Regions from separate parts of the Homo sapiens genome. Here region 2 is linked to region 1. The links are chromatin loops, found by intact Hi-C in ENCODE. Cell type or tissue: CD14-positive monocyte. All regions are shown on one strand.

Evidence for each region. Hi-C counts contacts between places; a loop is a spot of excess contacts. Peaks named below come from ENCODE experiments on the same cell type or tissue, not always from the same donor. Only the 100,000 strongest peaks of a DNase experiment are listed, where the experiment ranks them.
Region 2: it touches region 1 in a loop (2.6-fold over the local background); 5 of 110 quality-filtered maps call a loop at or near these places.

The regions. Positions count from the first base shown.
Region 1 is chr9:112,893,795-112,896,294 of GRCh38, reverse strand. No RefSeq gene overlaps it. Among named protein-coding and RNA genes, the nearest start is that of SLC46A2, 4.2 kb to the right of the region's middle. In CD14-positive monocyte, no CTCF peak of the experiment used is centred here; DNase peaks (open chromatin) are centred at 1,384 and 2,034; H3K4me3 peaks cover 2,421 bases; H3K27ac peaks cover 2,500 bases.
Region 2 is chr9:112,710,283-112,712,782 of GRCh38, reverse strand. All of the region lies in intron 2 of INIP (INTS3 and NABP interacting protein), which reads left to right. Among named protein-coding and RNA genes, the nearest start is that of INIP, 6.6 kb to the left of the region's middle. In CD14-positive monocyte, a CTCF peak has its summit at 1,474 (motif pointing right); no DNase peak of the experiment used is centred here; H3K27ac peaks cover 1,073 bases.

The DNA of each region.
Region 1 (2,500 bases):
GGAAGGGAAACCACACAAAAAAACATAGGCTAGTAAGGTCATTCAGGTTGATAGCAGAGCCTGGGGTGGAGAGAAATTCCTTGATAAAAGAGGAGACATGGCCTGGCTTCAGTGACTTCGTGTGTAAAACAGAGCATATAGTGTTAACTTGAGTGCCTTTTGATAACTCTTCAGACTAAAAGATCCTTAAGGGCAAAGGAATTTGCATCCCTCATACCTATTGGTGGGCCTGATACTCAATAAGTGCTTAAAGATTAACAAAGGGATGGATGGATAGATGATGCATTGGATGGATGATGGGTGGATGGATGGATGGATGGATGGATGGATGGATGGATGGGTGAATGGGTGGATGGATGGATGGATGGGTGATAGGTGGGTAGATGGATAGATGGATGGATGGATAACGTGTGGGTGGTGGACAGATGAATGGATGATGGGTGGGTGGATGGATGGATGATGGGTGGGTTGATGGGTAGATGGATGGATGATGGGTGGGTGGATGGATGGATGGGTGGATGGGTGGGTGGATGGGTAGATGGATAATGGGTGGGTGGATGGATGGATTAATAATGGGTTGGTGGATGAATAGACAGATGGATGATGGGTGGGTGGGTGGATGGAAGGGTAGAAGGGTGAATGGGTAGATGGATGGATGGATGAATGATGGGTGGGTGGGTGGATGGATGGGTAGATAGATGGATGGATGATGGGTGGGTGGGTGGATGGATGGATAGATGTGTGGGTAGATGGATGGATGATGGGTGGGTAAATGGGTGGATGGACAGATGATGAATGAGTAAACGAACAAACTAACCACTGAGTTTGAAAATATCTTAGATAGAAATATAGGCTCACAATATTTGGTGGGAAACATTCAACAACCAAACACCTTCTTAAAATGCACCCCTTCTACTCAATTACCTCAGAAATGAAGCACTGTGAAAATAGATAGATTCTGAAGTCACACAACCCTAAGTACCTGGCTCTGTGTGACCTTGTGCAAGTGATTTAGCTACCCTAAGTCAAAGTTTCTATAAAACTGGGCAATGTTAGGGTGCCACCTCTGAGGGAAAAGCCCAATGAAACAATATTCCAAGGGCATCCATGGGTGGCAGTCATTATTTTGATGAATTTACTGTGGACAGGGCCTGACTCTCAGTCTAACCGTAATATACTTCATTTCATCAGTATACGGGGAGGGAAGCCATTTCCCAGATTCAGACCCAGAAAGGCTGATACATAAACTAGAACGCTAATTTATTAATTTATCAGGGGAAATTATTTGGAGACTCAAAGTAACTAGCACATTTTCTCCCTGTTTGCAACTATAATGGGGAAGTAAAACCACAATCAGAAAGTTCTCAAGGTCAGGCAAAGAGACTTGGGCAACATCTTGCATGTAGTGATGAGACAGTCATTGGGAAACACTTGAAATAAAGTCCTTGGTGGTCACTGACAAGATTTGTCTCTGTCTTCTTGAATGAGTTTATACATCTTTACTTTTTTCTACTATATATTAATGCTTGAGGGGGTATCTTATTTTCCTTGCTCCCAATTTTTGAGGGAAAGGCTTACCACAGCCCCTGAAATATTAACAATAAAGAGAGACGGTCTCTTTCTGTTGCCCAGGCTGGAGTGAAGTGGTGCAATCATAGCTCACTGGAGCCTCAAACTCCCGGGCTCAAGCTATCCTTCCACCCCAGCCTCCCAAATACCTGGGACTACAGGTATGCACCACTATGCCCAGCTAATTTTTAAGTTTTTTCTGTAGAGACGGTCTCACTGCATTGCCCAGGATGCCTAGCCTGGTCTCAAACTCCTGGCTTCAGGCACTCCTCCTGCCTTGGCCTTCCCCATCAGTGTAGTCTGCACATTAGCTGAAGGGTCTCTCTGCCCCTCAGGATCTGGGTCAGATGGCTTAACTCCCCAATCTCATAGCCTGTGAAAGTCCAAAGCCTATTCCAGATTTCAGTGAATCCTTGGGAGATTTGTGTTCTCATGGCTTCCTTTTCCTCCCTTGTGGTCTCTGCTCAGCATTATGTCAATCCAGAGATGAATCATAGCTTCCTCAGCAGTTTCTACCAAAATAAAAAACAAAAAAAAAATGCCACTTGCACAAAACATTTATGAATAAACTTTTCTAAAGAACTCAGGAAGGCCAGGTGCAGTGATTCACACCTGTAATCCCAGCACTTTGGGAGGCTGATGTGGGAGGATCGCTTGAAGCCAAGGGTTTGAGACCAATCTGAGCAACCTGGATAACATAGTGAGATGCTGTTTTTACCAGAAAAAAAATTAAAATTAAAATTAACTGGGTGCAGTGGTGCATGCCTGTAGCCCCAATTACTTGGGAGGCTGGAGCAGGAGGATTGGCTGAGCCCGGGAATTTGAGGTTCTAGTGAGCTTTGATCGCAACACTGCACTCCAGCCTGAGCAACAGAAGCAAGACCCTGTCTAAAAAAAAAAAAGAAAGAAAAGAAAAAAAGAAAGAAAAAGA
Region 2 (2,500 bases), 180 kb after region 1:
ATTTTTTTCTGTGTTTTTCTGATTGGATAATTTCTAATGCTCTAACTTTAATAACTTCTGCCATCTCCAATCTGCTGTTCATTCAATCCAGTGAACATTTTGTTTCAATTTACTTTTTAGCTCTAGAATTTCCACTTGGTCCTTTTCCATAGTTATACTTCTTTGCTAAAATACCCCTTTTATTTATTATGTCTTTTTCCCTTAAGTCTTTGAACATATTTATAATGGCTGATTTTAAATCCTTGACTGCTAATTATATCATTGGGGTTATCTTGGAGTTGGTTTTTGTTGACAGCATTTTGGTGCATATGCATCACGTTTTCCTTTTTCTTCTTATAAGTTGTGATTTGTTATTGGGTACTGGACATTGTGGAAACTCTGGATTCTGTTATATTCTTCTGAAATTGTGATTTTTGTTCTAGCAGACAGCTTGACTCAACTCATACTCAACTCCAAACTCTTGTCTCTCCTGTGTTGGGCAGAAATCTTGCAGTGTTTTTCAGCTTCCACCTGCTGCTTTATTGATGGGCTGCCTGGGATCTCCCCTGGATATGTGTAGTTCAGCAGTGAGTGAAACTTTGAGTGGATTTTATATGCATGAATTGGGCTTTATTCCTTCTGCCTCTCCCTCAAGCCTTGCCCCTAATTTTTTTGCTACTCTGTCAGCCCTAAACTTGAGTTCTCCTCTGACACCTCAAGCTAGTAAGGTGAGGCTAACCAAGCTGTTAGTGGATTGGGGAATGCTTCAGGCAAAAGGCCACAAGTTCCCAAATCTCACCAGTTGCAGTTTCTGCCTGATACTGGTCAGACTCCAGTGCCTTTAAGTAGTGAATTTTTAATATTTTAGTATTATATTTGTGGCAGGATTAGACCAACCAGACTACTCTGCCAGTACTGGAAATTGAAAGCTTGCTGATTCTGTTTTAGTTTATTAGTTATATTTAGGACAAACTAAAGGTTACATGAGTTTCGTAGAATTATAGTATTGTAAAAAGCAAGTTGTGGTGACAGCTTTCCCAGCAGTAACCAGCTAATACCATTCTGTTCTCCTCTCACATAGCCATGTGCGATTTGTGTGCTCTGTGGACTAATCATAGGTCCACATTCCCTTGTGGTTGTTGACCTCTTTATTTTTCCATTAAATTATAAGGGCCCATATTAAAAATAACTTAATTTGAGCTCAGATGAAAACTAAGAGAAGACTATTTTGGAAAGATAACATGCTGCTAAAAACCACACAATGCACTGCAAATGAAAATAAATTTTAAATTATCCCACTATTCGCACAGAGATTTACAATATGCTGGTTACTTTTTTCGTAGTTGTAGTAAAAACGCAATCATTTTTAGTATTGCCTTTGACTGACCCATAGTCAGATCCACTATGAAACATCCCCTAATCTAAATAGAAATGAATTTAGATTAGCCCTTTGGCTTCCGTTGCTCCTTTGTCAGGGATTTTTGTTGATGTCATGGAACTGCTGCTACTAGGAACCAGCAGAGGGAGTCCACATCATGTTCTAGAGACTCCCGGACTCCAGTGAAATTTTAAAATTCTTATTTATTCAGATCTATTGTATTTTTCTCTCTCTCTTTAATTTAATTTTTTTTTAAGAGGCAGGGTCTCGCTCTGTTGCCCAGGCTGGAGAGCAGTGTTGTGATTGTAGCTCCGTGCAGCCTCCAACTCCTGAGCTCAGCATCCCAAGTAGCTGAGACTATAGGCACATGCTACCACGCCTGGCTAATTTTTTTTCTTTTTTTTTTTCCTGTAGAAACAGGGTCTCGCTTTGTTGCCCAGGCTGGTCTTGAACTCCTGAACTCCTGTTCTCAAGCAGTTCTCTCACCTTGGCTTCCCAAAGCATTGGAATTACAAGTGTGAGCCACCATGCCCGGCTGTATTTTACTTTCTGTAGTAAATCATTTCTGTACTGTTTGTATGTATAAGAATTACTTAATATGGAGATTAATACCAAGGGCCTTAATTATCTTAAAATGATAACTGAAAGAACCATGATTTAAAAAAAATCTTTATGTGTTGTAATTTATTAATGTAAATAAATAGATTTTACTTATTATGTCTGGTGTAGAGAACAATTCCGTTGTGTTGGGGACTAAGCCCTCTTTCAGATCTAGCAGTCTTTCATGCCGTCATAGTAATCAGGACTGCTAAATTTCATACGCCCTTGACAGTCACTGCAGTCCCATGTTCTTCATACTGTCCAATGTAGTGTAGAACATTTGGTAGGCTTTCAATCATGAGAATTTTAGTATGCAGAGGCAGATTGTCAACCTGGGGTTTGGACAAGGTACCAAAAGCAGCACAGAGTCTTTCATTATTGGTAAATATCAAGGTCCTATGATGATGTGATGGCATTGGATTGGTTCAGCCTGATTTTAGAGAGACCTGGTGAAATACTGAGTAAGGAACATGAATTCTTTTATTTTTTTCAATTTTACAGATATCTGAAAATGCTTATAGTAGTAACTATAAGATCTGCAGA